4 separate regions of the Mus musculus genome follow, and regions 1, 2 and 4 are each linked to region 3. Evidence: chromatin loops called from intact Hi-C (ENCODE). Cell type or tissue: heart. All regions are shown on one strand.

What was found. A loop is a pair of places that touch in the nucleus more often than their neighbours do. Peaks named below come from ENCODE experiments on the same cell type or tissue, not always from the same donor. Only the 100,000 strongest peaks of a DNase experiment are listed, where the experiment ranks them.
Region 1: a loop joins it to region 3, with 4 times the contacts of the local background. A loop is called at or near these places in 8 of 42 quality-filtered maps.
Region 2: it touches region 3 in a loop (5-fold over the local background); 6 of 42 quality-filtered maps call a loop at or near these places.
Region 4: it touches region 3 in a loop (8-fold over the local background); 2 of 42 quality-filtered maps call a loop at or near these places.

The regions. Positions count from the first base shown.
Region 1 is chr13:12,390,344-12,398,343 of GRCm38, reverse strand. Heatr1 (HEAT repeat containing 1) reads right to left here and starts at 2,969. Exons shown (of 45, transcript NM_144835.4): 1 at 2,874-2,969; 2 at 2,431-2,604; 3 at 1,706-1,922. The coding sequence starts at 2,572. In heart, no CTCF peak of the experiment used is centred here; a DNase peak (open chromatin) is centred at 3,123; H3K4me3 peaks cover 2,245 bases; H3K27ac peaks cover 1,304 bases.
Region 2 is chr13:12,562,415-12,570,414 of GRCm38, reverse strand. It overlaps Ero1b (endoplasmic reticulum oxidoreductase 1 beta), which reads right to left and starts at 4,532. Exons shown (of 16, transcript NM_026184.2): 1 at 4,237-4,532. The coding sequence starts at 4,338. In heart, a CTCF peak has its summit at 4,429 (motif pointing right); a DNase peak (open chromatin) is centred at 4,614; H3K4me3 peaks cover 1,638 bases; H3K27ac peaks cover 1,116 bases; H3K27me3 peaks cover 293 bases.
Region 3 is chr13:12,253,505-12,261,504 of GRCm38, reverse strand. Mtr (5-methyltetrahydrofolate-homocysteine methyltransferase) reads left to right here and starts at 3,392. Exons shown (of 33, transcript NM_001081128.3): 1 at 3,392-3,643; 2 at 7,527-7,741. The coding sequence starts at 7,532. In heart, no CTCF peak of the experiment used is centred here; a DNase peak (open chromatin) is centred at 3,294; H3K4me3 peaks cover 2,208 bases; H3K27ac peaks cover 1,491 bases.
Region 4 is chr13:12,456,648-12,464,647 of GRCm38, reverse strand. Lgals8 (lectin, galactose binding, soluble 8) reads left to right here and starts at 2,910. Exons shown (of 10, transcript NM_001199043.1): 1 at 2,910-3,407; 2 at 5,332-5,474. The coding sequence starts at 5,433. In heart, a CTCF peak has its summit at 4,047; DNase peaks (open chromatin) are centred at 3,137 and 4,057; H3K4me3 peaks cover 2,213 bases; H3K27ac peaks cover 1,895 bases.

The DNA.
Region 1 (8,000 bases), 140 kb before region 3:
CAGGTTTTTTTGGGAGGGGGTGGGGGACAGTTGGGGGTTGGAGGGATTGTTGTTTTTCAAGACAGGGTTTCTCTATGTAGCCCTGATGCTCTGGAACATGCTTTAAAGATCAGTCTGGCCTTGAACTCAGAGCTCCGCCTGCCTCTGATCCCAAGCACTGGAACTAAAGATATGAGGCACCATAGCCAGCAAAAAAGAAAAAAAAATTAATAAGATCACATTAATTTATTCAGATAGAAAATGACAAATAAATTAATGGAAAAGGAAAAGATGACAACATATATAATTTGTATATGAACTTGAAAAAATTTTTTGTCAGTCTCTCTACATTAAAAATGTTTAAAGATTCTCCTATTCTCTTGCATGCACTTAAAAAACACCATGTATTATTGCCCACGTGAGCCTGTGCAGCACATGCATACCCTTGCCCACAAAGGTCAGAGGGCACTTGGACCTGGAGTTTTACAGATAGCTCTAAGTGGCTCTGACGTGAGTACTGAGAACCCAACCCAGGCCCTCTTCAAGAACACTAAGCACTCTTCACCACGAGCAATCTCTTAAACCCCTACATGGACTTTAATAGTAGCAGACCTTGCCTTCTATCTACTTTATACAAGCTTTGGTATTAACTAAAACACTACTTGAATGAAGCTTTCCTCAACAAACCCTGGCATAGCTACCTCTCTAAATCTTGTGTAAAACTTTATTTAGGTATTTATTTAAAAGATAGCAACCAAGGAAAACCTACAGATATATATATATTTTTTTATCACTTTAACATTTGCTGAATAAAGGTTACATGAAGAAGGGCTGTAGTGATGGCTCAGCCATCTACAGGATTTGTTGCTCTCGCAGAGGTCAGAGTTTGGTTCCTAGCACGTATAGTGCTTAGAGTACAAGGCCTGGTACATAAATGCTTAACGCGCACATCACTAATACCACGTGATTTGGGTTGATATTTTAAAAGACATTCTTTACACCTAGCGAGGTAAGAAGGAACTGTACGTTTTGCCCCCATGTTAACGGATCTGCAATGTGAAGCTGCATCAGCTCCTGAGTACTGATGCAGTTAAGGCTGGTCTGGTAGCACACACTTATAACCACACTACTGAGGACCTGGGAGGCAAAAAGAGGCAGATTTATAAATCTGAGGCAAACTGATCTACTTAGTAAGTTCCAGGCCAGACAGGCAAAAAAAAAAAAAAAGTAAGTCAAAACCCAGCTTGAGCCAGGTGTGGTATCGCCTCTAATCCCAGCACTTGGGAGGAAGAGGCAGGTGGATCTCTGGGTGTGAGGCAAGGGTGGTGTACACACTGAGTTCTAAGACAGCTGAGACTACACAGAGAAACTCTCTCTCCACAAACAAAACAAACAACAATAACAACAAACGAGAGCTCTATAATAAGACCTTATCCCCAAAACAAAACTAGCCAAAGACAATGACATACTTCTCAGACTTGGGGAAGAAGGTGGCAGATTTCTGTGAGTTTGAGGTCAACCAGAGATACACACTGAGACCATGTCTCAAAAAACAAACAAACAAACAAACAAACCCCCTAAACCCTAAACACACTAGACAGGAACTAATGGCACCCTATTCAAGAAGAGCATGTTCACTTGACATTCTAAACATCATGTTAACCTTTGAAATTTGTGAAAGCAATCTAGCTTACCAAGTGTTGGCAACTAATGAAGGTTTAGCTACCTGTGAATCAGCCATTCCAGACACTTCTGCGCTGGCTTGAGGAGGAAATAAGGAGACAAGTGAAGGAGGAACGATGAAATGTTTTCATCCAGCTGCTTGTTCACTGCTTTGGTCTGGACGCTGCGCTCCAAGCCTTTTGCCAGCTGGCTGAACAATGGCGCTTCAAACTGTTCAAAGGCAGGGTCAATCCCAAGAAGCTCCTCCAGGCCAGTGCATCCTAGGAGGAGAGTCACGTGTAACTTCTTTGTAGGCAAACCCAACAGATACTCTCCTGTTCTCCTCACCCCCAAGCTCATGAACTCTGTTACCATGTGTTAGACACTCTCAAACACTGGCTTTAGTTGTTAACATATAGGATAAATCTGACCCCCACTCACTAGGAGAAAAGAAAGTACTTCATGACAAGAACTCCACCCGAGCCCTTCTTTTTAGTCATTAAAACTACATCTAGTTCTGAAAGTCTCCTCTCACACCACAGTCATTGTCTCGGTTTCTTTACTTTTCTTCCTTTTTACATATTAGTTAGTTTGTGAAATTTCAGATACCATTATTTATAAATACATTCACACATCTAGCAGTATTGCTGTTTCCCACCCCCTTACCAAGAAAACAAGGTACTGCTCGGGAAGCGAACGGGGGGGGGGGCAAGAAAATACAGAACCTCCCCCCCCCCCAACTCCCCGATATCATGCTCTGGGAGCTTTGCTAAGTGAAAGGTGGCTCACCGATGGCAAAGGCGGTGTCCCTGTCGATTGTGGCCGCCTCCTTGGGGTCAAATAACAGAGAGGCAACTTCACGTCTCGATAGGAGGCTGGGATCAGTTTGAGGGAGGGCGAGTCGCTGGAGCTGCTGGGCTAAGGACGTCATCTTGCACGGAGGCGGATGTCTCAAAACACCGGCTAAGAACGAACAGCGTGAAAAGTTTTTAGGAAACGTCAGGCGCCTTAACAGATGGCAGGCCAGGGCTCATGCTCTGGCAATACAGCGCTCAGTCCTTTCGAGGACACAGAAACTTGCTTCCCCGACCCTCCAGGACCCACCACAGCAATTGCGTTAACTACGCCTCCGCAGCACCAGCTTTCCCCAGCTCTGCACCACGACCTCACGGCCCACCCGGCCACCCGTTCCAAGTCACGGCCGCGCCTAGCCGCACCGTGCTCCTCCTCACCCTGAACTCGGAATATCAGCAGGATTAGACAGCTAACAACTCCTCAGATCAGCTCCCACATGGTGCCGGCACTGTCCCGGAACTCTAAAGCACGCCTCATAGGAACTTCCGGCTTCTCACTACGGCAAGAGAAAAGGGACACCTTTGTAGAAAACGCAATACAACGGCCCCGCCTCCGTGACTCTAAGTTCCGCCTATTCAGGCCAGCCATTTAATTCCCCGCCTACTTTCCCCTCTAAGGGCCTGAACCTCAAAGCCCCACCCTCCGCTCGCTCATCCAGTTAAGCTCCGCCTTCCATCCGCACCTCTTTCCAAGACACCACATTTATTCCACGCCCCTCCTTTAAGCTCCACCCTCACGAAAATGTGCTAAGCCACGCCTACAGTACCTCCCCCTTCTTTCCAGAAAGCCACCTATAAGTCCCGCCCCTCCGCTCCTTGGTGCTACAGCTCGCTTCTCTAGGTACCCGACGCCTCGCTCAGTGTTGCTATGTGCCTTCAGGCTTAGGTCTGGGATTCTTTTTCCCCAACCGCCTTTGGGAGCTTTACGGGTGTGTAGCAGGAACCGGTCATTCACGAGATACTTATCCAGCCTGCGAGGGGCTGAAGCGCGGGAAGCCGCGTTTCTAATTCTAATGCTACCCGAGGAGGGCACAAACCTAACGTGAGTTGTAGTTCTCAGTGCAATCTGGTTGCTCTGTAAGTAGTAAACACTCGCTGAACGCAGTTACTGACAACCTTATCACCTTTGCCTTGTCTGCAGTCCTAGGGAGTGGTGTTTTTCTTATTCTGTTATTATTATTATTAGAAACATGACATTTTAATTTTTTTAAGTGAAAATAACTTTTTTCAAGATGGGAGGTGGCGGCTCACTTCTTTAATTCCAGCTCGAGGGAGGCAGAGGCAGTCAGATCTGAATTCGAGGCAAGCCTGATTTGTGGAGTGAGTTTCAGAATATCCAGAGCTGCACAGAGAAACCTTGTCTCAAAAACAAACAAAAAACAAAAACAAAAAATACACAAAACTTTTTTGTTTTCATATTCTGGTTACAGTTTCGTTCCACAACTCTTCCCAGATCCTCCAACACTTCCCCTTCCACCCAAATCCACACCGTTTTTTCTCTTTCTTATTTAGGGTACAAACATACGATGATGACGACGAAGGCGATAGGCAAAATAAAAACAAACATCAGAATAAGACAAAACAAAGAGAAGAAAAAAGTGCCAAAGAAAAAGCTCAAGAAACACATATAGAAAGAGACATACCTGCTTATACACACAGAAAGCTTATAAAAATGCAAAACCAGAAACGGAGATATATACGCAAAGGACCTATAAGGAGGGGAAAAGATGCCCTGACAAAGAATTATGAGGCAAAAAAGGTCCAAAAATGCTACAGAGTTAGTTCAAGTTAGCTCATCTTACATTGTCCATATGGTAATTGGGACCTAGCCTTAGGTTTGCACAGTGAGTTAGCTCCACTGTAGAAAACTGATTTGTGAGTGATTGTCAGTGGGAGATACCTCTGGGTTAGGGACAGGGGCTTGTGTCCTTCCTCTCTCAGTGCTGAAAGCCCATCTGCTCCAGACCTGTGGAAGCCCTGTGCGTGCGTGCTGCCACAGTCTCTTCTGCTGTGTTTGGAAGGTCTTGCTTTCCTGGTGTCTTCCATCCCCACTGGCTCTTTCTATCTTTTTGTCCTCCTCTCCTACCGTCCCCTTTGGCCTCCTTTTTGCCTTCCTGAGGGAGTGGGGGGGGGGATTAGATGGAAACATCATATTTACGACTGAGTATTTGAGGTCTCTCATTCTCTAGACATTACCCAGCTGTGGCTCTCTGTATTTGTTCTCTTCTGCTGCAGGAGGAAGTTTCTCTGGTAGCAGCTAAGCAAGAAATACTGATCTGAGTATAGCAGAATGTCTTTAAGAGCTGTGTGTGTGTGTGTGTGTGTGTGTGTGTGTGTGTGTGTGTGTGTGTGTGTGTGTGTATTTAAAAGTCTCATATATATACTATTGTCTAATATATATATTAGTTCCCTAGCCTATCTGGTCTCAGATTCTTGGCCACTAAGCAGTGTAAGGCATGGAATCCATCTCATGGACTGGCCCTTAAATCCAACCAGGTATTCATTGGTTACTCCTCAACTTTGCGCCATCATTGTACCAGCATAGCTTGCAGGCAGCTCACTGTTATCGATCAAAGGTTTGGTAGCTAGATTGGTCTTTACCTTTCTCTCTAGTAAGCATGCAGTGCACCTCCCAGGACCATTAACACTAGTCAGTAGGTGTGAAGGCTGTTTGTAGGCACCAGCTCGACTTCTCCACGTTCGATGAATTGTGTAGATGTTGTCTGCAGCAATATGGCCTTACAGTCAGTTTGTGGAGAGCAATCAACAGCTTTGGCAATAGCCTGGGTTGTCTGGAGATGCCTATGGGGCCCCTTTGGCTAACAACTTGATTCGATGTAACCCATTCCTGGGACTGGAGACTTCATTTGGTAACGAAAGACATCCAATTGGGGCTCCATTTTCCCATGATTTGGTAATTCCACTTGGATCACCTTCATATATGTCTATATTTTAGAAGTTTCCATACAACCCGTCAAATGGCCCTTAGTTTTAGCTGTCTCTCCCTGTATTTCCTCCCTCACCCCTTTCTTCTCTCTCTCTCTCTCTCTCTCTCTCTCTGATCCTCCTGTTGCAATCCCATCCCACCACATTCTTCCATAACTGTCTATTCTATTTCCCCTTCCTAGGGAGAGCCAACCTACCCTCCCCCAGCCCCTTACTTTATACCTAATCTCTATGTTTGTATAGATGGTAGTCTGCTTATTGAAAAATTAACAGTTAACATCCACATATAAGTGACTATTTACCATTTTTGTCTTTGGGGATCTGGGTTATGATTTGTTTTTTCTAGTTCCATAGATGTTCCTGAGAATTTCACGGTTTCATTTGTTTAACCACTGAGTAATGTTCCATTGTATAAATATGTCACATTTTCTTTATCTCATTCATTCATTGATAGGCATCTAGTGTAGTGATAAGTATAGTGTAGTCTTTATGTCTGGCTTTAAGTAAAATGTATGGTAAAGCCTTTGAGTCTGGCTTTGAGAGAAATGTTTCAGCAAAGCCTTTATGTTTGAGTCAATCAGTAGAGGCTGAGAAATTGTTTTGAGACTGTTTGAACCTTGAAGCACTGTTGTCTCTCTGGAGGGTCTGCACTTGGTGCTATATGAGAGCACTAATCTTGGTCCTGAAGACAGTCCTGGCAAACCTGGAATTCTTACTTTTGATTATGGATTGCCATGATCAAAAGGGACTGAAATTTATATAGGTTGTCTGTTCTCATGGGCAGCAAGGGCAAGATAACTTCGGTAACTGGAGCTTTTTCCAGCCACAATTCACCTTGTATGATGTTTGAATAAAGTAACTGGAGTGAGCTAGCTGGGTGTCAGTCTTTTCTAAGAAGGCTGAATCCCTTTGCTCCTTCAGAAAAATGAAGGCTTAGCGTCTTTTTATTTTTCTGGCCTTGAACTCAGAAATCTGCCTGCCTCTGCCTCCCAAGTGCTGGGATTAAAGGCGTGTGCCACCACTGCCTGGCTAAGGCTAAGTATCTTGGTGAGCTTCTCTCTCTACTGTGGTACCCATGACCAACATCAAACAATAATCTAGTCTGTTTTCCTTTTCTGGCTATTATAAGTAGATCAGCAATAAACATAGTTGAGCAAGTGTCTCTGTAGTAGGATATCAAGTCCTTTGAGTATATGCGCAAGAAGGTTATAATCGATCTTGGAGATAGATCGATTCCCAGCTCTCTAGAGGGCTGTCACACTGATTTCCATATTGGTTGTGCAAGTTTACACTCCCACCAGCAATGGATAAGGGTCCCCCTTATTTCACACGCCCCCCAGCATGAGCTATCACTTGTTTTATTGATCTGGGTCATTCTGACTGGGGTAAGATGCAATCTCAAAGTAGTTTTGATTTGCATTTCCCTGATGGCTAAGGATGTTGAGTGTCTCTTAGTGTTTCTAAAGCTGAAAATTCCCTCTTTCAAGTTCTGTGAAGAATTATGTTGGAATTTTGATGGAGATTGGGTTGAATCTATATTGCTTTTGATAGAACAACCATTTATATTTATGACTTTAAGAATTCTCTCTTTAGATCTGTACTCCATTTTTAAATTGTTTTTTTGTTTGTTTGTTTTTTGTGTGGGTGGGTGTTTTGTTTTGTTTTGTTTTGTTTTGTTTTGTTTTTTCAAGACAGGGTTTCTCTGTATAGTCCTGGCTGTCCTGGAACTCACTTTGTAGACCAGGCTGGCCTCGAACTCAGAAATCTGCCTGCCTCTGCCTCCAGAATGCTGGGATTAAAGGCGTGCACCACCATCTCCTGGCTGGGTTGTTTTCTTAATGTTCAGGTTTTTTTTTAAGTTATTTATGTATTTTAGATATATTTAGATATTAGCACTCTATTAGACGTGTAGTTGGTAAGAATCTTTTGCAGTCTGTAGCCTGCTGCTTTGTTCAGATTGATAGTGTCCTTTGACATACAGAAGCATTTCGGTTTCATGTGGTCTCCTTGTTTTTCTTAGTGCCTGTGCTGCTTTCAGTGCTCTGTTCAGAATCCCTGTACCATGGGTTCAAGACTATTCCCCACCTTCTTCTCTCCTCCCAGATTTGGTGTATCTGGCCTTATGTTGAGGTCTTTGATTCACTTAGAGTTGAGTTTTGTGTAGGGTGGTAAGTATGAATCTATTTACAGCCATCCATTTTGACAAGCACCATTTGTTGAAGATGTTGTCTTCCCCCCCCCCCAGTGTGTATTTCTGGCTTCTTTAACAAAAATCAGGTATGCACGGAGTGTGAATTTATGTCTGGGTCTTCAATTCGATTCCATTGATCAACGTGTTCATTTTGGGGCCAATGCTATGCTGTTTTTATTACTACAGTTCTATAGTACAATCGAGGTTAGGGATAGGAAGACCTCCAGCCGTTCTTTTCTTATTCATGGGTGTTTTAACTATCGTGTGTGTGTGTGTGTGTGTGTGTGTGTGTGTGAGTGTGTTTCCACATAAAGCTGAAAATTCCCCCTTTCAAGTTCAGTGAAGAATTGTGTTGGAATTTTGATGGA
Region 2 (8,000 bases), 310 kb before region 3:
TTCTAAAGTAGACGAGGCCACTACAGAGGAAGTGGACCAGAAAAGTTAGCATCCTGGATACCAAAGCAAGCACTTAAGTGAGTAAAGGCTGAGCTGTAACAACAATTCTTCCAACAGGTAGAACCTGAGGTTTAGGAACTATACAGTCTTAGCAAGAAAGACACTGGGAACCCTCGACAAGAGAGATTTCAGGGCAGTAGAAGTACAATTTGGTACAGTCTGACTGTAATGAATAGGTTAAACAAAACAAGTCAGGAAAAATGAAATGAAGACAGCCTAGGAATTTTTCCAGATACAGAAATTAAAAGGGGCAGGTGGCAGCTCAGTCAGGAAAAGTGTTCAACAAGGACAAGAGCGCAGCACCAAGACCCAAGGTCATCTGCTAGGATGACAGTGACAGCTCGTTAAGGAGAAACTAATGAGGTGGGGGAAGTGAAAACATGGCGAGAACCACAGCCTTGAGAAGAAAAGAAGAAATGGACCCTAACACATGCTATAAGAGCACGAATGATTCATCCATGGCTATAACCAACAGGATCACAACAGTTGGTACAGAGTCCAGGAAGTGGATTACTCTGTGGAAATTCTCTTTTGTTAGGCGTGAAGCCGATAGGGCAGAAGAGTGGGTGACAAAGGATTATTTAGGAAAATCTGTAACCGTTATTTCTTAAGCTAGGTATAATCAGCTATTTAATTAATTCACCCTTTTAGTTTTAAATCTTACTTCCCTTCCCCGCTGGTCTTTTGAGACAGAGACTCAAGTAGCTCAGGCTAACAAGGAGTTGGCTCTGCAACTAAAGCCAACCTTGAACTTCTGATTTTGTTCACTCATTCTTGAGATTATGAGTGCATACCACCATACTTGGCTTAAATTTTACTTTGAACACGTCAATTTCATTATTTTTAACCTTCTGGCTATTCTTTTAGATGTTTAATACTTCTATGCTTTTCTTAAGTACACTAAAACTGATATTAAATTACCTACTTAAAAATTTCAGAGCCTAAGGTATTGTCTTGAGTGTTTCCACTTATAGGTGTTCCTCAACTTTCCATGAGAAATTGCTCCCCTCCCAATAAACCCACTAAAACAAAAATATCAAATGGAAATGCAATTGAGACACATAGCCTACCATACAGCATGGATCAGAACCTCAGGAGACAACTTGTGGAGTCTGAGTTGTTTATTATGCTTGTGTTGGCATAGCTGATGGTGAACTGTTGCTCACTGTCCCTTCCTAGCACTGAAATTACAGAACTAGCATAACAGAAAAAAAAAAGTATCAAATTACGAAGTAGTTTCTACTAAGCAGATATAGCTTTCTCACCTGTGTAATTTAAAGAAAAAAAAAAAAGTCCAACCATCGTAAGCCAAAAATTCAACCATCATAAGCCGGGGGCTATTTGTATCTGATTCAAGGTACCTAGTGCCTTGTGGCTTGTGATAACTTTTTTTGGCACGCTCCTAGCTGTTTACTCCACTGGACACTATCTCTGAAATCTCTTAAGTCCTTGAGTTGAAAACACACTTCTCTAGGAGGAACGGATATTTGCTCTCTCTGGTAACCTGGGCTTGCTGTGAATTCCACTTCTAGCCAAAGCTCATCCTAGCACGAGTGATACAGAGTAAGCCTGAAAAGGCACGTGAGGGAGGGGCTGCTCACAGTCACAGCTTCTCAGCCGAGTTTTCAGCCCCTTCTTCGTAACTTTTTTCCTTTTCCACAAAATGGGGCTCATTTTCCATTCACACTTACACTAACAATGTATCTCTTTGGGGGTCTCTTATGATTTTTCCATTTTTAGGGAAGACACTGGTGTTATTTCTTACCAATTCTACCTCCACGAAGCTGTGAGACTAAAAGCTTGGTCTTCAGGTTTAAAAGAAACAAATCCTCCGGGTAGTGGAATGAGTCCCACATTTCTGACCTCCATTTAGTGGGGAGCTCTGTGTTCCTTGATTTCATGCCACCTCAGATGGGCATTTTAAAGGGTTTCAAATATATTTGACAGAAATATCCTTTTACAGGAAAACTGTATGTTAGCATGCCATGAACCATATTTGCATTTCATTTATAAGAAAATGGGGCATCAGATATACAAATGAACATCCTCTCACATAGTCAAAAACATTTTCCTGCTTTCAATATAGAAGGCAAAGTACCTATTTCCTTAAATGACTTTGATTTCTTGTGAACAGAGGTGTTTGTTCAACAATTCTAATTCTTCCTCTTACTTTTACTCTTTCTCCCCCTGCACACCCCGTCCCCCAAGTTTAGGATGCATGAGAAGTAGAGGAACTGTCTATGTTCCACCTTCTGATTGTCTGGTCTCTGTTTTTCTGTCCACTGAAGCAAGTATGCTGATTTGTTAATGCTGGGTAGAGCATAAAGGGCTACATTAGGGCCCCAGTTTATGTAACTTAATAAGCCAATTAAGCTCTCTGAACTTCACTTAACCACCACAGCCTTACACATGATATGTACCAAATAAAATGAGGTAATATATAATTAAACATGTTACAGGTTAAAGTGCTATCTAAAAATGACATCAAAACTGTATTTAGAAGAACAAAATATACTTTTGTAGACAGGCACGGTGTTACTTTGAAATGCACAAATATTTTATTGTTGATATATATATTACAAATATATATCAACAAATAGAATTACAGGTACATTATAAACCACTAATTACATGTGATTATTGGTAGCTAGAGAAACCTTAAGTGAAGCTTCTAGACTAGTGATTTTAAAAGTATACAATTAATTAATGACATATATCAAGCAAGAAAACAAGAAATCAGACTTTATTTAAAAGTTCTAAATGTAAGCTCCACTCAAGTCAAACACTCAAACTAGTAACTACAAAGTAACTTTGCTATTGACAGCCTAGGAAATTTATTTTTTCTAAATCTGATAGATACACCCAGAATCCTATCATAGTGTTTGCCAAGCCTGACTAAAGTATAGTGGAAAGAACAATTGCATCACAGACACTTACAAGGCTTGTTTAAAATTCTGATTCCTTGCTCAGTTCCAGATGGACTCAGCAAGCTCCACGTTTAACAAAAGGTTTCTTTTCCTTTCCCTTTCTTCCTTCTTTTCTCTGACTGGTTCATTGTTTAGTTTTTTGAGAGAGGGTCTTGCTATGTAGTCCTGGCTAACCCAGAATCTCAATATGTAGGCCAGCGTCCAACCTGCGGCAATCCTACTGTTTTTCCTACTGTTTGTGTTTTTTACCCCTGAGAGCTGAGGCTACAGGTGTATGCCACTGTTCCTAGCTGTTTATTTTTATCAAATCATTCAAGAGAACTCACACATGGACACAAACAGAATATTCTTGTATTCTAGGACTTCATGCTGGACACCATAACACCATGAACAAGGCAGAAAAACATGTTTACACGGTTACTCTCACAGTTACCATCATTTTTTTTTCTCTTAGCAATGAGTGTTAATTGCTTCAAACTGCATGCCCCTCATTATCAGGCCATCTGAGACACTTTTGTTTTTCTTCGGTTTTGGCTCTTCGAGCTAGCACTTTGCAGCAGGTGCAGACAAGATATAGCAGCATCTGGCAACCTGTTCAAACCTTCCTCACTAAAAGAGGCAGAGCTAACCTATCTCTTTTCAAGGCAAGAGGCTGTGCTTTGGCTTTCGAGTATGTAGTGAACACTTCAGTAATACCTGCCTAACCAAGGCAACGTCAAAGTCTACCGGACTGTCCAGCCAGCAAGCCTCACTATAGACTTAAGAAGCCCACAGTAGGGGCCTAGGCCCTCCAGTGTCATAACTGGGCTCACCTGGCATGCCACTTTGCATACGTAGGACAGGTGGATAATTATAAAGCGGGTAATGCCTATAGCTATCTCTAGAGCACAAGTTCAAGGAAATGAAGTAATGCCCCCTCTAGCCCAGGAAGAGGATGGAGGGTCTGCCTCCCTGTCATCTGAGGGAAGGATGTCAGAGGTTTGTGTCCCCAACACCTTCACCACTCAAGACTTGTGTCTCCCCGTCACCATCACAAAGATAAAGCCGCTAGCGCTTACTGGCCGTCACCATCTTCCTCTTCCGTAAACCATCACCACGCGTGTCGTGTCCCCGCGCCCGCCGCGCTTTACAGACGTTTCCCGCACTAGCCGGCGCGGTTCTCAATCCCTGGCTGGCCACTCGCACCTGCACCTCGGCCTCTCGGCGACGCCGGCGTGACCCGTCCCCTGCCTTTGGTCCTCGGGCTTACCTGAGTCTTGACCAGACTTGAGAGGAAGCTCAGGGTGACAAGCAGTTGCACCGCGGCCGCCGCCCCCTGCCCAGTAACGGCCCGGCGGAACCCCGGACTCATGGTGACCTCGGCCGCTGCCGTCGCCTCGGCCGATCGGGGCTGGGGAACGACGGCCCGCCGCGACGACGACAGCAGGGGGCAGTGCCTGGGAGCCGGGAGCCTCCAGGACCCGGGGTCTGAGCGCCGGTCTCGGGCAAGGAACACTCTACCGTTCGCAGCAGCAGCGACTGATGTACCAGTGCTGCGCGCCCCCGCTTCATCCCAGGAGGCCCCGCCCCCGGCGTCCTCAGTTATGATCACGCCCTCTGCGCAAAGCCTTCTGGGAGTTGTAGTCCCTGTAGCCCCTTGGGGCCCCCCCACAGTGGGAAGGTCTTGAAAATGGAGAACTACAGGCTCGGAGGTCGCTCTGCCTCCCTGAGGCGGGGCTCCGCGGCGGCCAATGAGGCGGGACCACGAGGCCTCCAAAACACCCAGGAGCAGGCGGGAGAGTGGGTGCTGTTTTAGGGGTTGGCCTGAGGTGGTGGAACCTCTGTTTCGTCGCTCTGAGAAACAAGACTGTCCACCCCCATCCCCGCAGGTCTTCAGGCACTATGCCAATAGCTCTTTGTCACCGCTTGACCTACTGGGGCCAGGATTTTCTCGCCAGGCCGGCCGAATCTTTGACTTGCTATTCCCAAGAGCTTTCTTTGCCTTTTTTCTCACCTCTGCAGCTACCTAAAACCACCTGGCATCTTGTCAGGAAGTCTTCAGCACCTCCTTCATGTCACATGCCCCAGAAGTATCATTGCTTGGTGTCTCCACTACTCCTCTACCAACACCAGAAAATCTATAATACATTTTAAAGGATGAAGGAAAACCCCAGTCTATACAGTGAAAAACGAAGAATCGGGATAAACGCACAGAAAAGCTTAAAGGGACATAGACTATCCCAAATGTAACACATTCTAGATGGTTTTGTGGTCTTAATTACACCTCAAATATTGTTCTGGGATTATGTAAGGTTATGTACATAAGCTTCCTGTAGTCCCTAGCAAATAAGTGATCAATTAATGGTAATCGCTAACTTTACCGATATTCCTGAGTTATAGGAAACTTACATTCAGTAGTATGTATCAATTTGTCATTGTTGATGTAACAAATGACCAGAAGGGTAGTGATTGAAAACAACCCCAATGTATTATCTTACATTCTGGAAGCCAGAAAACTAAAACAAACTGCATCCATTTGGAATATTCTAGAGAATAATGTTTCCTTGCTTTTTCTAGCTTCTATGGCCAATCAAATTCCTAGATTCAGGACCTCACATGACACAGTGGCATAGCCTGCTTTTGTCGTCTGTGCTTTCTGACCCTATCTCTCTTGTGTCCCTACATATAAAGACTTTCGATTGCATGGTGCTCACCCGGATAACCCAGGCAATTTCCTGATCTCAAAATCCTTAATCACATCTTCAAAATCTCCTCTGGCCTCTCTGGTAACATGAGAACATTCGCATCCATGATTCCATCTAGACCCACTGCATGATCTGTAGGGTCAGCCAGAAATGAAAGTCCAGGGGAAATGAGAAGACTTTTAAGGCGGAGACAACAGAACAATAAACCAGTCCAAGACCCTGGAACTTCACAGGCCATCTTCCCATGTCACCAGCTCCCTTTTCTCCACATAGCTAACAGAGAACTGTGTGCGACTTGCTTCTCAAAGCTGCCTTTCTATGCTCTTCATCGCTCTGCGCTTTGGGTATGCATGGGACTTTCCTCAGGTCCCTTTGTGCTGCAATTGGCCCAGATAATGTGTACATCATGGAACATAGCCATTTTTTTTAGTTATAAACTGCCTTATTTTTAAATTTCACATTTTAAATATCTGATATCAAGGGCAGAAACCATGCCTGTCATTCGGAGCACTTCAGGGCCTGTCACAAAGAAAAACTTGAGCTTTTCTATCAACTTTTCAATTGGTAGAAGAAAAACAAGTTTACAAAGATTATAATGGCACACACACCATTTGTTTTAGCTCAGAAACTTTACTCACAATGTTTGGAAACATTTTTTTCTCTCAGTGAGTGAAATCAGACATGGGTGTTTTTCATGAAAAAGAAAGGTTCACATTGCCCTGTGCTGTGATCTGTTTTAGCGTTTGCTGTAATGAGCAGGATGAGGAGTTGATTAATTGATGAATAAGCTACTGTCCTCTGTTTTAGCCTTGCGGTTTATTTCTTATTAGAGCAGGCATTGCCTTTATAATGATACCCATGCTCCTTACCTACACTCCTTAACTTCAAACTTCCCATCCTAGTTAGGGGTTTGCAAGTTGAAACAGGAAGAACCTTTGTAGCAAGCTATAGAAAAATTCAGATCCAGCTAGATTTAAAAACAATAAGAAAACTAGTAATAAGTCAGGAAAACTGGCAACTTTGGGAATGAACAAGGCTTCATCACTTACAGTTCCAGAAAAGTGAGTCCATCGGGGTGTGACTCAAGGACCAAAAGGAGCATGGACCGTTCTGGACTTTTCCAGAACATTCCCATTGGCTTGGCTCATTGTTCTCGGTTACTTTTCACACTCTATCCTCCCATCAAACTTCAAATTACTCCTCAAGTTTAGCTGAGAGAAGGGGAGATGAGGGGAGGTAAAGAAGGGGAGAGAGAAAGAGAGAGAGAGAGAGAGAGAGAGAGAGAGAGAGAGAGAGAGAGAACAGAAATCCTGCAGGATTACAAAGAATGGGAAGAGGTACACAAATTCATGGAAGCCATTCTCTAAGTATGTCTCACGAATTTACTTTATTTTTTGTGGTTGTAGAAATTGAACCTAGGGCCTCACACATGTCAGACAAGCACTCTACTACTGAGCCATGTCCCTGGCCCTCTTCATGGTTTCATTTTAAAAACATTTTTATTTATGCATATATGTGTGTGCATGCAGTGCCTGCAGATGACAGAGAAAGGAATCAGATCCCCCTGGAACTGGAGTTATAGGAGGCTGGGGGCTGCCTGCTATGGGTGGTTAGGAGAGAACTGGGCCCTTCTGCAAGGGCAGCAAGCGTTCTTAACCACTGAGCCATCTCTCCAACTCCCTTTTTTAAATCTTGCTAAGTTGCCTAGAGAGGCCATGAGATTTCCATGTACGTGCCTCAAGCCAACTGAGTAGCCAGAATTGCAGGCCTGCCTCCAGGCCTGGCTTTAAAAGCACTTTTCTTTCTTTCTTTCTTTCTTTCTTTCTTTCTTTCTTTCTTTCTTTCTTTCTTTCTTCCTTCCTTCCTTCCTTCCTTCCTTTCTTTCATCCTTTCTTTCTTTCTTTCTTTCTTTCTTTCTTTCTTTCTTTCTAACCTTGGCTTGCACTCTATATTCATTAAATTGTCACAGATGTCCCGGTCTATGGGTACACAGAAAAGTATACCAAATAAAGCTGTAATATGTTTTTGCAGATAATGCAATTTATTATTTACAAACCACCTGGCTTAGACAAGCCTAATTTTCTGGAACTAAGGGACAGGAAAATTGTTTTTCTTTCAGTGGAAAAAAATATATGAGCCTCACAGATCAATTGTAGAAAGAGTGAGGACCAATTTTTGTCAATTAGTACAAGTCCTTCGGGGCAAACAGTGATGATTTCCCATTGACGTGGTGAGGGTGGGTCAATGTTCTCAGTACAGATGATCTGTTACTTTTCTCATTGCTGTGACCAGCAAGAAACAACTGAAGGGGAAACAGGTGAGTCCATCC
Region 3 (8,000 bases):
CCTGTTTGATGTTATCCTGGGCTAGGAAACAGGTTTAGAATAGTTTAGATTATAATGTGAGACCTCCTCTTGAGAAACACATAGAAAAAAAAAATAATAAAATACATAAAAACTCTGGTGTAGTTATTTACAGTAACATGGGAATGCTGTGCTTATTTTCTTCCTATGAACACAGTCTTGCGATGTAGCCCAGGCTAGGCTGGAACTCATAAACCTACTGCCTCATTCTCTTAAATGCTGGGATTATGAGCCTGTACCACTACCCCTATACTCCTGGCTCTATATATCTTTTTATTTTTCTAGATACATCTGCTTTTAATCTCTTTAACTATCACTGACCTTACTGAACTATCCTTTGTTTTTAAAATCTGAAAAAAGAAATGTTGTGTTTTGCAGGTCTTGGTGAGACACAGGAGGCTAATTCAAAGCCAAACTGTACTATATACTAAAATTCTATATTAAAAAGTGTTATGCCGGGCGTGGTGGTGCATGCCTTTAATCCCAGCACTTGGGAGGCAGAGGCAGAGGCAGGCGGACTTCTGAGTTCGAGGCCAGCCTGGTCTACAAAGTGAGTTCCAGGACAGCCGGGGCTACACTGAGAAACCCTGTCTCAAAAAACAAAAAACAAAAAAAAAAGAAAGAAAAGGTGTTATGTTGGAGCCACCATGAACAGCAAAGGAGGTCAATATCCTGAAAGAACCTAGAGGGGAAACCCCCACTCGTATCCCGAGTCGGCGTGCACCCAAAGAATCACGAGAGACTGTCTTGATGCAAACACACAAGGTAGTTTAATGATGGAGCTCTGGGCCGACATGTATCTCACACAGGAGACAACGGTTGTTGGCCACGAGGCTCAAAAGCTAGGGGTTTTTATAGAAAAGGGTCTGGGGCTGTAGGAGGAATTGGTGCGGTTTCACAGGATTGGTTTATTTAAACACCAGCAAACTGTATGTGCAGATCGAAGTAACAGCAGAGCATCTGGTTAACATTTAATCCACGTCAGAAGGGCGGGAGATATGGAGGCGCCAGGCCAGTCCAGACATGTCTTAGCATTCTCTTTATCTTTATGGCCAAGCAGCCTCAGGAATGTCTTAACGACAGGCCTGCCCGGGCATGTCCTGGCCTGTTCTGCTATGTTCTCAGTCCCAGGCTTCAAAGCTCACAAACAACTCTTTGGGCTATTTGACATAAATTACATGAATCACAGGTCTCAAGTTTTATTTTTCTTTCAATCCAACACAGCCTACCTACCCTGTGCAACCTCCTGGGAATCCAGTATATCCTCAGACCTTACATCTTCCTCAGGCTCCACCCTATACTGATGCTCCACCTGCATATTCAGAGCTCTATCGTCCAAGCTTTGTTCATCCAGGGGCTGCCACAGTCCCCACCATGTCAGCTGCATTTCCTGGCGCCTCATTGTATCTGCCTATGGCCCAGTCTGTGGCTGTTGGGCCTCTAGGTTCCACAATACCCATGGCTTATTATGCAGTTGGTCCCAACTATTCACCTGGCTCAGCAGTGTTGGTGGAAGGAGGGCATGATGCAGGTGCCAGATTTGGAGCTGGTGCCACCGCTGGCAACATTCCTCCTCCACCTCCTGGATGCCCTCCCAACACTGCTCAGCTCGCAGTCATGCAGGGAGCAAATGTCCCTGTAACTCAGCTCAAGGGAAACTTCTTCATGGGTGGTGTGATGGTTTGTATAACTTGGACCAGGGAGTGGCACCATCTGAAGGTGTGGCCTTCTTGGAATAGGTGTGACCTGCTTGGAATGGGTGTGTCACTGTGGGTGTGGGTATAAGATCCTCACCCTAGTTGCCTGGAAGTCAGTCTTCCACTAGCAGCCTTTGGATGAAGACATAGAACTCTCAGCTCCTCCTGCCCCATGCCTGCCTGCATACTGCCATGCTCCCACTTTGATGATAATGGACTGAACCTCTGAACCTGTAAGCCAGGCCCAGTTAAATGTTGTTTTTTATAAGACTTGCCTTGGTCATGGTGTCTGTTCACAGCAGTAAAACCCTAACTAAGACAGGTGGCTACACCATGTGGTGAGGAACCATGGTCACTCCTGTGCCAGGGAAGACATCTCATACCTTCAGCACTTCTCACAATGTAACTGCTTTAGTCATATTCACCTGAAGTTGCAGTTTAGACACATGTTTTTGGGGTGTCTTTCTGGTGTCAAAACTTTTGAGGCACTTTTCAAATTTAATAAGGAACCATGTAAGGGTAGCAGCCCCTCCCTAAAGCATTCTGAGGTAGGGGGTATCCATTCTTCAAATGAATGTGAGTGAAGCAGCCCAAGGTGCTTCCTTAATTCCTCTGGAGTGATGCTGTGCCATGCTGGTCTTTGCTTCTAGTAATAAAACATCAAATTAGGTTTGGAGGGAACTTTGATCTTCCTAAGGGAAAAAAATGTTATGTTTTATTTGTGTATTTCCTCTGACTAAAAAAAATATACCCTTCCTTTAAGACCCAACTACTTTGTTTGTTTGTGTGTGTGTGCGTGTGTGCATTGTATGCATGTCTGTGTGCTAAGATAAATGAGCTCCTGTATTGCAGAGCCCAAAGGAGACCATCTGTATTCTCCTTTCTCACTATCCACCTTATTTCTTTAGCCAGGATTGTTTTCTGAACCTGTAGCTCACTGGCTTTTCATTCAGACTGGCAGCTAGCAAAACCCAGGAATCTTCCCGTCTCTGCCCCAGATACTTATTTGCCTTAGAATACCATAAACCCTTTGGGATGTTTCCTACTTTCTTCTTTCCATGTTTAATTATTTGTGCAAGTTCTTACTGGCCCACTTGTGCTATCCAAGTGTGTATCTCAACTTGAGTGTTTTACTCAGTAAATGTTTAGTATCAGTGTGGCCATTAGCATCTATAGTGCCTCATAATTTCCATAGTGTACTCACGGGTTCTTTTTTTAACCCCTGTTGCAAGCCTATAAATTAATAGTCACTTTCATTCTAGTCTTTCTTTTCTGTGGATGAGGGAGACAAGATATTTAGTGTCTGCAAAACTAAGCTACAATTAATTTTCTGACTTCAGATTCCTGGCCCTTGATACTCCACCACTGATGAGAGCCAATACTATAGTATGAATTTTTCGACTAGAACTTGGAGAGGTCTTTGGGAACCATTTCCAGAACTCAGGGAAGAGACGCTCTGGTCTCCATAGGGACCCAGTACTCAGGACTACATCTCCCATAGGGCCACGGAGCAAAGCCTCCGGCGATTGGGTAACGACCAACAGCCTATACACGGCGGCGAGGAGCTGTTGAGGGCCAATCACATGCCGGGAAGGGGGCGGGCCCTCCTGCCGGAGGCTAGATTGAGCGGAGAGCTAACGGCGCAGTGGCGGCGGCGGCCGTCTCTACGTCGTCAATTCCTTTAGTCTGTCGCTGCGGCCTTGCTCTGTAGCGGGGAGCTCTGCGCTTGGGAGTTCCGTAAGAAGCGCGTGCCCGAGGCACGGTACCCGGAGGCCCGGTGTGTCGGCTCTGGAGCTTCGGGGATCTTGTCAGTTCGTCAGGCCAGAAAACGCTGGCTGGAGCCGCCCGCGGTGGAATTCTTTGGAGATCAAGCCTTCCCTGCTTGAGGAGGACTCTTGGCGGCGCGTCGCCTGCGCTGTTGTCACTCGGTAACTCCTCCATCCAGGTCTAGCGGTTCTGTGGGTGCCTCGGCTCTCCAGGAGTTTCTCCTTCGGAGACCCAGCCTGGAGTTCGGGGGGGACGCGGTCCTTGCTGGGTCTCTTTCTTCACTCACCCGCACACGCTCGGTCCGGTGGCGGAGCGACGAGCGCTGCCTTTAGCGCTGCAACTTCTAGCAACAACTTCCCGCGGGGCTCCTGGGAAGTTCTGCATGATATAACTGTATTCAGTAAATGTTTACGGAAAGCTGTCTGCCCGAGACGAGTTCAGATGCTGGGAGGCCGGTAAGGCAGCCTAGACAGTTGAACCACGTGGGGTTTTAATTTCCTTTTCTACTCTTTACTTTTGGAAACTCTGGCTTTAGCTTGACGGTTGCCTGACTGGACTCTCAGTACCCAGGAGTGGGGATGGAAGGCAGAATAGTAATCGCAAATTACTCGGATATTGGTGGCTCTGGCCTCCACAATGAGAAAAGACACAAAGGGAGTATAATTTCAGTTTTGAGTGTCTTAAAGATTTGGAGAGAGATTCCTATAAGACGTGTGAGTGAGGTAAGACGTAGAGTCGAGAGAATTAGTAATAAGGACATCAGGTTGTGCTTGCCCAGCGGACAGGAAGCTCTGGTTTAGTTAATCCCTAGCTCTGCATAAAGCTAGACTCGAAGGGGTTTACGTCTAAGGCTATTCTCTGGAACACAATGAGTTCTGGACCAGCCTCGGTAACATGAGATCCTGTTTCTTTTTAAGACAGAACAGTGAGTATGGTGTGGCATAGTGTGTAGCCCTAGGAGGAGGGTGAATATCTGACAAATAGGGCTGGTAGAATTGTTCTTGAAACCAGTGGGACATTGCCCGGCAGCACATTGCTGTTGCTATAAAAAAAGATCGCTCTTTTTCATAGAGTTACGGCATGGTTATTTAGTCTTTTAGGGCTTCAGGCTTCTTCCTTTCTTTTTAGAAAAAGAAGAGTAATTGAATATAGTTATTGCTGCAGAAAGCCTCTGAAAATTTAGAATAGATTAAATAGTGATCCCTTGCAGAAAATGAGAGAAAATGGTTGGCTATTTGCACCTGGCCCTGCTCTCTTCTCCACTTTCCTCCATGGGTGAACATCAAGTTCTAGGCTCCTTACCTGTAGCTTAGAAATAGTTCTGCCTCTCTCACCTATGTGTTGGTATTACAACCACGTTGCTTTAACATCCTAAAAAACCCTTAGCCACTGGTGTCCAGCTTTTGTTTTTTGTTTCTTTCTGTGTTATTTACTGTTATACTGTCAAGTCTCAAGGAAGAACTAAGATTACCGAACTTCAAGGTTGAACTGAAAGCTGGATATGTCCCAGGCTGTGGATATGGTTCAGTGGTGGAATGCTTGCCAAGAGTAAATCCCTCCAGCAGATGGTCAGGGAGAGGGTATAACCTCAGACCCTGTGTGTGAGAAAGTTTCTGCTGCAGCTTCTAGTGATCTCATGTTTCTCCCTTGCATGCTTTTATGAACTTAGCTAAGAGTGACTAATGGAAGAATGAATAAAAGGAGCCAGTGAATTGGTAGCAGCTCAGATCTCTTCTGGCCTTTAAAAATTAGTGGGAGAAAAAAATATTTCAAAAATGAGATAATATGTGAACAGATGCCTATAAAATGTAGCAAATCAGTTCAATCTAGAGATTAGAGGCCCCAGATGAAAGATGTGTCCTCCAAGGAGCTTGTGGAGCAGATTGTAAAGTAGCCAAAGCGGGAAACTGCTGAGAATGCATTGAGGTAGTTTGCTTGTAGTGCAAAAAAGAGAAGTATTTTTTATTCTACACCATTTTGTCCTGTGAAAGGGAAGTCCTTTTGTGACCCCTGTTAAGGCCATTCTCTCCAGAGGAGCTGTGTTCCTGACACTGTAGCATGTCACTTACAGGCCCATATTAGGAACTAATTGTCCTATAACTTGTTATTCTTTAAGTTGCTTGGTTTTCACTTGTTTGTTTGCAGTGCTGGGGTGCTAGGGAGTCTGCTGTAAGCCTTCGTACATGCTAGGCGAGTGATTTACCCTGAGCTGTAGCCCAGTCTTAGGTAGTTCTCGGCTACTACCTGACTTTATGTTCCTTTCAGCATCTGGTGGGTGCTGTCACCAGTTCTACATCTATTTATCCTTTGGAATATTTGCTGTGAAGACAAATGGTACCAAGTCAAGAGAAGGAAGAAAAGAAGAAGGAAAAACAAAACCTAAAACAACGAAATACCCGATTCTACAAAGCTGTAGGATCTACTCAAATTGGGGAAAATACAATTGCTTCATGGGCTTATTCACCAGGACGGGTCTCAGAACTCTTTTCTATGTAGCACTTATTTACATGCACACAGATATTAAACATAAAGCTGTTTCTAATCATCTACTGGGAGTTACTATGAAACCATGCCGCCTTTTATTCACCTTAAAAGATGTGTCAGAGAATCCGTTCTACATAGAGTAGTCGTCCCTTCTTTACTTTCCTGCTGAGATCAGACATAGAATCCGCTCTATTAAGTTGTAAAACACACAGAATATTCTAGACCTAATGAACTGAACACAGAAACTTTGAGGTGGGGCGCATTCTTTACAGAAGAATAAAGTTTCAGTGAATGCCCACACTATGCTAAGGGAAAGGACAGTCATTGGGAGGATTTGGTTTTTAAATTTTCCTTATTGTTTGAGGGGTGGCTCTGGTATGTTGGCTTGCACCTGTTGGCTAAAGTCTCAGGAGACCTGTTCTTTCTTCCTACCTTGGGGATGTGGCGACTCAGGCTCTCAGGTTTACACAGTAAGCACTTTTTCCTACAGAGCCTTCTCTTTGGCCCAAGGGGATTTACATTTAAGAGAAGGTTCTGATGGTAATTAGGAATGCTGGTCTTTAATGATAATTAAACGTAATAAAAGATAAACTCCTACTAGAAGAGTCAGTGGCCTCTTAAGATAAATTGTACTTACTTTTTAAGGATAATAAGCATATGGATGATGAAGGATTGTATTTTATTGTTGTTTTGAGGAAGGGGCTCATGTAGCCAAGGCTGGCCTCTGAACTCACTGTATAGATAAGAATAGCCTTGAAGTCCTGATCCTCCCACTTCTGACAGTGTTGAGATTACTGGAATGTACCACCATGCCCGGCTAGCAGTAGATTTTCAAGGACCTGTTGTGGAGTTCTGTCTTCAACTCCCACTCAATTATGATGTGTACTCTTTTATATATTTGTGTTTGCTACTCACGATTCTCTTGTTTCTGTAGACTCTTTCACATATACCCATATATTTATGTATTTCTTTCTAGATTTCAGAATTTGTGTGGGGGCTTAGGTTGTTTATGGTATATAGTGGACTGTTGCAAAGATGAAAATTTATATAAGTATGGTAGTTAATTGTTTCTATCTTTTATGTTCACACACTAACCCATTAAGAACCAGCTGTATTTTGAAGGTCAGGTTGGAATTACCAGTGTTCAACTGTAATAGCTTTATAGAATTAACAAAGAAAGTCCTGAGGAGTTCTGCAGCCTGGCCTAGGCTTATGCTCCTTAAACAGTCATTGACTTTTTTTCTGCACTCTGAAACAGAAGTAGCTAAGCCTGCTTCACCATTGTTTGGGGATTCATCTGTGCGTTGTAATATGTAAATCATTGTATTGTATAGAAATGTCAGCATTTTTGACAGCAGTTTTCTAGTGCTGTAGTTGCATCTTTTATGAGCTCTCCTTACTCCATGTTAAGAGTTAGGGGTTCCACCTCTTTCTTTTTTCCTCTTCTGCTGCTGGAGATCAGACTCAGGGGTCTTATACACTATGCACTGTCTACCCCTTACCTACATCCCCCACATATCTCCTTTCATTCTTTGAAGTCAGTTTTTACTTTCTTTAAAGGAAAGATGAAGAAAACCCTGCAGGATGAGATTGAAGCCATTCTTCGGAAGAGGATCATGGTGCTAGACGGTGGGATGGGGACCATGATCCAGCGGTACAAACTAAGTGAAGAACATTTCCAAGGTCAAGAGTTTAAAGATCACAGCAGGCCACTGAAAGGCAACAATGACATCTTAAGTATAACTCAGCCTGATATTATTTACCAGATTCATAAGGTGGGTTATTTCCAGGCTCCTAAGCATTTGTTCAAGGTATTTCATGTATCAGTCTCAGACTGTCGTGGCCTTTGCTCTAGAAAATATGGGAAAAGGACGCGATCTATTTGAAAAGCTGGTGATTTATTTAAAAACCAAGTAAAAGTCCCACACTGTGGGACACTTGGGATAAGCAGATGGTAAACACAGGGTGTTTTGTTTATTGTTTGTTTGTTTTTTGGTGTTTTACCATTTAAACTTCTGTTGGAAAACCATAAAT
Region 4 (8,000 bases), 200 kb before region 3:
TCCTAGAGTTTGCAGGCCAGCTAGTCTAGCGAAACCCAAAAGCTCCAGGTCTCAGTGAGATGTCCTGTCTCAAAAAGGAAGATGGGCCGGGCGGTGGTGGCGCACGCCTTTAATCCCAGCACTTGGGAGGCAGAGGCAGAGGCAGGCAGATTTCTGAGTTCGAGGCCAGCCTGGTCTACAAAGTGAGTTCCAGGACAGCCAGGCCTATAGAGAAACCCTGTCTCGAAAAAATCAAAAAAAAAAAAAAAAAAAAAAAAAGGAAGATGGGTGACTCTGCAGTAACGATACCCAGGTTAACCTCTGGCCTCTACACACATTTGGTTGTCAGTCACATGATGGTAAATGTTTCACATCTGGCTTTTAAGAGAAAAAAATCCTGAGAAGCAAGACAAGTGAGACAGCACAAATTGGCTCTCCTAGCTGGTCTGAGTAGACTTTAATCTTCATTAAATGTTCATGGATGTCTGGCTACAACCTACTAGTGAGTTTTACAAATAATGTAGTGGATTATAAATGGCATTTTAAACTTTAACATTTTTTATTTTTTGTGTTCTGCCTACATGTAGGTCTGTGCACCATTCGTGTCCATGAATAGTATTTTTTGTTTTGTTTTTTTGTTTGTTTGGTTGATTTTGGTTTTTTGAGACAGAGTTTCTCTGTGTAGCCTTGGCTGTCCTGAAACTCCCTCTATAGACCAGGCTGTCCCCAAACTCAAAGAGATTCACCTCCCTCTGTCTTCTGAGTACTGGGATTGAAGGACATCACTGCCCAGCCTATGAATAGCCTTTTAAAAAACTGGACAGAATATTCCAAACTGATTCTCCATTGAAACATATGAAGTCAGAGCAGAAACACTTATGCAAGGGTGGGCATCTCTCCAGCCCCAGTGAAAAGCTTTCCTTACTCTTCCACTTGCTCGATTCTCAATTCTTCCCAGCTAAGTGTTTTGCGAGTTTATGAGCCCTCTTCACAGGGCTTCTCCAGCTCTCATTTCTACACTTCTTTAAAGTCAGTTTCCAGTGAGCCCGGCAGCTACACAACACGCATTGATCCTGTTCCTGCTCTTTGACCCCTCAGAGCATTCAGAAACCTGGATGTTCTCTGTTTTGGATACCCATAGCCATTCCCAGCAGGTCGGTCTCTAAAGTCTCTCTCTCTCTCTCTCTCTCTCTCTCTCTCTCTCTCTCCCTTAATCCCCCTCTCTTTTCCTGACTTTTCTCCCAGGCTCTGGCCAAGTCTGTTTCCTCCTCCTATCTGCACTCCTAAAGGACCTCACTTCCAAGCTGTCATCCCCTCTTCCTCCCACCCATCAGCCTCAGCATGCTGATCTTTATTTTCAGAGCACACAGTTGCTCTCAGCAGCTCCGGGATTTTGTACTAGCTATTCCCACACCTTGGAATGCATCCAGCTCTGAGGTGAATTTATTATTTTAACTCTGTAAAGAAGGGGTCAACTCAGGCAAAACTGAAGATAACTCAACTGCTCTTCATTTTGAATAATGTAGCACTCAACCGAAGCCTGGGGAGCCCTTCTTTAGAGGCATTACAGTAGGGTTGGGAATGTGTATGGCAGATTCCCTATTGACCAAGCCAGCTCCGTCAGTCAACAGGTTCTCCAGGGAGGGAGTCGGAATTAAAAAGAAAAAAGACAACAAGACAACACTGTGGCATGACCCCAGCGAGTTCTGAGGCTGAGTCAGGCTTATAATGTTTTTCCAGTCTGCTTTGATACCAGTTTAAGTACATGCAAAATAATATCAGTTCTGGGTCAAGGACAAGCAGGACTATAAACACAAACAGTCAAGGAACAAAGTCCTGTGATCAATGTTTCCAGGCAGGGGCTTATCAAGATGACCAAGATATCTGAGCCTACTTCCCTCTCCTAGCCCAAAGTCACATTCTTGACTGAAGCCTACTTCTTTGCTCTAGCCCAAAACGATATTCCTGCCTGAGCTTACTTCTGTGTCCTGGCCCAATGTTTAATTCCTGCAAAGTTTCTAGAAACGGGCTCCAAAAGCTCTCCACACCCTATCTCTTACAAACCCCAGAAAGTGTAGTGAGAAGCCTACCACACCTAGTAATAACAACAGAGCTAAGACAACATACATCAAGGGTTAACTCCAGCTATTAAAGTAGAATCTTGAGGAGTTAATCAAAATTAGAAAATGGACATGAGGAAGGAGAAAAAGTAACGAATCAGAACACGAGGTTGCTGCTAAGAGGCTTTAAAAAAATAAAATACAAGTTCAAAACAAAATAAAACACACAGCCAGAGAAAAAGACCAAATGGCTATGTCAAACATGTCCTTTAAAAACAAACATGGCTAATATCTAGAAAAGAACATAACCTTGAGGCCATTAGGACATCAAAACTAGGTAGCTCAGTCAGCCATTCTCAGCGCCCTACAGTTTTATTTAAGTTTGTTCGTACAAATACGGGGCAAACCGTCAGCAGTGCAGCGCCCTGACTATGCAGCTCAGTGCTTATTGACCATCTACTCTGCTCAGAACTGAGCATCAGTGTCTAAACTGTTTCCTAAGGAAGCGTTCCCTGTAGTAAACTCCAGCACAGAATAAGCGGCCAATCACCCAGTGTTGACATGTTCTGGCTACTGCTCACAGGATGGGGTTTCTTGCAGGGACAAAGAAGAACGAATTCCTCCACACACAAGGCTAGTTATTGGCAATGAGTGGCTGCTAAATCTGATTGGCTCACAACATTGTTCAGTTCTGACCCAAGGCTGCAAAGGAGGCAAACCCAGGAGTACCCCGGCCACACCCCCCACGATTATTCTTTAAGTGTATTTTTAACACCCTTGAGATCAGGTATCTGTCCCAGAGTGACCCCGAATTCCTTAAGTTCTCCAGTATGACATTGAACTTGTGGTCCTCCTGCCTCCACCTCGCAGGGCTGGAACTACAGGGGTGCACCCCGACCGATTTGTGCAGAGCTGGGTGGAAATCAACCTGGGGGCTTCCAGCACGTGAGGTGAGCCACACCCCAACCCCAGCCAGCCACTCCCACAGCCAGCCATAGGTCTGCGTGTGTGACATTAAGAGCCCAACAGCCCCAGCTCGCAGCACTCGGACGCCCCGCCCCTGCAGTCGTTCTCGCGGAAACGGCCGCGGGCTGACCCCGCCCTCTGCCTGTGGCGGCTCCGGGAACCGGACGGCGTCCGTCAGGGGACACAAGTCGGAGCAAAGCGCTTACTACCACCGGGGTGAGTCCTGGCGACTGCGGGCTCAGGGACATCGGGATACCACTGTTCCCGGACCGGAATCCGAGTGTGGACACGGCATCCCGCCGTCTCCTCCGTGACACATGCACGGGGCACCGGACACCGGGAGCGATCGTGGGTTGAGGCTTGTACTGGGACCGTAGTGTCGGGACAACGCTGACTGCTGCGGTGAGGGCTCTCCGCTCGGCGGCTCACCTGCCAGGGAAAGGGCGAGCATCACCTGGATCCCCAAGAATGACAGGCCCAGGGACAGTTGACAGCTGTGTCACACTCCGTTATTCCAGACACGCACTTTAGCATGCTGCGTCATTCTATCCCAACGTTAAACACGGGGAAACGCAATTTCTCTGGGTTTGGGAATCGTCCTAAACCTAAGCCACGGCTTGTTGTGACTGACGGTGATACGTGTCTGGAGACTTCGGAGAGTAGTTATTTAATGCCAACCTAGGCCATCTTGATCTCTCTCCGGGAAAGATATCAATTATGGATGTGGTGATGGCAATTCCTTGTCTCCTTTTTGCTCTAGTTCGTGCTTCCTGGATTGCACAGAACAGAATTAAAGGCTCAGAGGATTTGAATAAAATGAGTTAGTGACAGATACTAGGTAGGGGTCTAGGGTGGTTTTTAGGGGTGTAACCAAGAGAGATGCAATTTTCTTTTCTCCGGTAAAATAAGAGATTTGGCGAGTGCCTATTGTCTACAGCCTGGCGGAACTGTAGGAAGTAAAAGACAGGAAACTCTAGTTTCATTTTCTGGCTTGGTTCTGGTTTGAGTCATCAGGACTAGAGGTAGTAAATGATTCAGTGGGCAGGGCGCAGTGCCGAGGGGGCGCTCTTATCTTTCAAAACCGGGCTGATGCAAAACATTGCATTTGGTATTCCCCGGAGTAACTCTGCCACCCCCACCCCACCCTCAACTTACTTAATTTGGCTGGTTGAAGAAGAGCAATGTTTTCTAGCAATAATAGCTAACACATACAGAGCTGTTTTCTGCTATTTAAACTAGTACAATCCTCAGGGCAATCCTATGATGTGATTCCTACTTGTTTTACTAATAGGAAAAGTTAAATGAATATTGTCCTGGTTTCAAAGCACTGCTTGAGTGATATTTGTGTCTTGGTTTTGTGTTATTTCCTAGCTTGTATTTTATTTGTATTTACTGCTTTTGATTTGTTTGGTTTTGCAGTGCTGGCACAGAACCCAGGGCCTCATCACACTAGGCAAGCTCTCTATTCAGCCCTTAAACATTATCTTGAGACAGGATGCCTTAGTCTCTATTCTCCTGCTGTGAAGAGACACCATGACCATAGCAACTCTTTAAAAGGAACGCGTTTAACTGGGGCTTGCTTATAGTCTGAGAGGTTCAAGTCCATTGTCACCATGACTAGAAAGCACGTGGCATGCAGGCAGACGTGGTGCTGGAGAAGCAGCTGAAAGTTCTACATCCGGATTCCCAGGCCGCAGGAAGGGAGAGGCACTGGGCCTGGCTTGGGCTATACCTCTTAATCCTTTTAAATAGTTCCACTCTTTGGTGATTAAGCATTCAAACCTATGAACCTATGGGAGCCATTCTTATGTGAACTGCCTGCCACACGGGATCTAACTCACCTAGGCTAGGGTCCAATTGTTCTTCCTGTCGCAGGCTTGCTCACAAGTGGCTTCGATCACAGGTATTGTGCCACCACACTTACAGTTTTAGTATTTTTAACAGGAAACTTCATGTAATTTCCTCCTTACATATTTTTTAAATAATTCCTGCACTGATCACTTAAAATTATTTCATTTAAGGCCAGGCATGGTGGCACATGCCTTTAATCCCAGCGCTTGGAATGCAGAGGCAGGCAAATTTCTGAGTTCAAGGCCAGCCTGGTCTACAGAGTGAGTTCCAGGATAGCCAGGGCTACATAGAGAAACCCTGTCTCAGAAAAAAAAAATTATTTCATTTCTAAGTATGTTATGAAGACTATATGGTAGGACTTTGGTTATACTAACACTTATTTGGTAACTATCCGTAAAGTAATATAATTTACATAGAAAAGTTTGATGTAGAGAAAAATCACGCATGGCTGTTTTTCTATATTGTTTTTACACAGGACAAGTTTTTACTTTGAGTAATCCTTAAATGAAGAGTGGGTAAAGTGTGTATACGGAAGAGAGACTCCAATCAACAATATCAATAAGTTGAAAAAGAAAAATGTTGTCCTTAAATAACCTACAAAATATCATCTATAACCCGGTAACAGATTTTTACCTTTTTTTTTTTTTTTTTTTTTTTTTTTTTTGCCTGTGGTAGGATTGACAGGAAATACACTCAAGTTGTAATTATCACTGGGGCCAGGCATGAACACACAGTTCAGTTAGCACACACACACACACACACACACACACACACACATGTATGCATAAACCTTGACGCTACAACACACACATGAAGGGAAGGTCTGGGGACAACTCTTGGGAAATTATATTCTACCATTTGGGTCTGGAAGTTGAACTCAGGTGATCAGATTTGGCAGGAGGCACCTTTACCTGCTGAGCTATGGTACTGGCTTCCTTCCTTCCCCTGTCTGTCTGTCTGTCTGCCCATCTGTTGTATAGACGCTAGCACCTATGACTTCATGATTTGGGTGGATGATAGCACTAGGCCGCACTGTCCGTCCACCCACCACTCACTGTCCATTCACTTGTCAGTTTTTTCTGATTGTTTGTTTGGTTGGTTGGTTTTCTCTGTGTAGCTCTGGCTGTCCTGGAACTCACTTTGTAGACCAGGCTGGCCTCGAACTCAGAAATCCGCCTGCCTCTGCCTCCCGAGTGCTGGGATTAAAGGTATGTGCCCTCCCCCTGCCTGGCTGCTTGCTTGTTTTAAGATGTGGCATTGCCATGTTGTCCAGTCTGACCTCAAACTTGAAATCCACTTGCCTGAAACCCCAGTACTGGGATTATAGACTGGTGTGCTCCTCCACACCTGGCTTTTTGTGGTGTTTTTGAAATGAGAACTGTACACAAGAAGTTAATGTCTCAGACTTCTGCTCTGTTTTCCCAACACTGCTTGGAAGTGTAGCAGAGGAAATGTGGAGAGCCAGAGGCAAGAGAGCTGAGCAAACCATGTTGTCCAGTTTAGGCTGCTGGTGGGAGTCTGACTGACTGCTAGAAAACGCAGTCAACATCCTGGCCTTCTGGAAAGCTGTCAAGAGCTTTCTGGTTTTCTGTGCTGGCTAGCCTCTCTAGATGTGCCAGGTTTCCTTTTGCCACCACTGTTGTTAGAGACCTGACATAGGGCCACTGGTTTTTGGTGACGCCCCTAGGAGACTCTTGGGCAGTAGAATTGGTGAAAGTCAGTGAACTGGCTGCGCCTGTTGACAACCTAGCTGTGATTTCCCTCCATAACTTCCAGTACCACAGTGAAAGAAAGGTTTAACAACCATGTCAAGCAAACTGAATTTTGGGGAGAAATAGCCTTATGTCACAGTGGGTTTAAAAACGGTTTACAAAATCTGACATCAGTAAAGACATTTAAAGTGATTTGCTGTATGTTGTAGCTAAAAACATCTCAAGGTTTCAAGGTTGTGGACTGGAAAAAACAAGACTAGGCTTATGTGGTGTGTGTGTGTATCCATGCATGTATGTGTAGGAGAGAGTGCATGCATGTGTATATGTATGTGGTGAGTGTGTGTTTGGTGTGTGTGTGTGTGTGTGTGTGTGTGTGTGTGTATCCATGCATGTATGTGTAGGAGAGAGTGCATGCATGTGTATATGTATGTGGTGAGTGTGTGTGTGTGTGTTTTCTTTTTCTGGACTTGGTGGAAGACAGGAGCTGCTTCCCATTCATTTGACCTCATGAAGGTTTTAATGTTCTCAGTCCAGACTGGCGAAAGCTCTGTCCATGTAAACACTTCTTGGTACAGATGAAGTACACACTGTAACTGGTGGTATCTTTTTTTTTTTTTTTACTTTTCTACTTAGTATATTTCTTTCATTCGTTCCACTGAAATAATTTGAAAAATTAAAAGCCAGAGTCACTTTTCATTCAGATTGAGTGAGTAGTTTGAAGACGTCGCCGTCACTCGGTACCAGGAGTGCTGTGGAGTGGCATCTGTGGGCTCTTCATTGTCCTTGTCTTCCCGTGGGTTTTGTAGTAGTTGTTTTCCAGGAACTCTTGGTTTTGTTCTGTTGAGATAACCTGGGCACCTGACTTCGTAGCTGAGGTTAGCCTCCGGCTTACATCAGTCTTTTTGCCTCAGCTTCCAAGGGCAACTTGAGCTTCCACACCCAACTTGTGGGAACTTAAGCCCCTTTGATATCCAGCAGGCCAAGAAGCTAGTAGACACGAGTCTGCGTCAGTCTTATTCTCACAAACCACGCATCAGCATCTCATCAGCATTACCCCCAGCTGGAGCTGAGGGATGGCTCCTTCTGGAACCAGTTCCCTGAGGCCCCACCTGAGAGTCACCACACAGGGCGGTACCGGCTCCTAGCTGCTGAGTTATTGCAGCCAAAGGGCAGAGAGCAACTCTGCCTGAGGAAGAAATGCCAGGGCAGAGTCCAGCAGAATCCAGCACATGCTTCAGGGCCTTTGAGATCCTCCACAGTGACAGTAATGTGGAGCTGGTCACAGAGGGGCTGCCTGCTTCACATACAGGAGCACTCCAGGCACCTAGAAGGGAAGCTCAGGCGTTGTCCTGTTGTTTAGGGCGATAAGAGCCTTCTTGGAGACCCCAGTGAAGGCCTCAACCAGGAGTCAGCCTCTCCAGGGAGGCTCTCT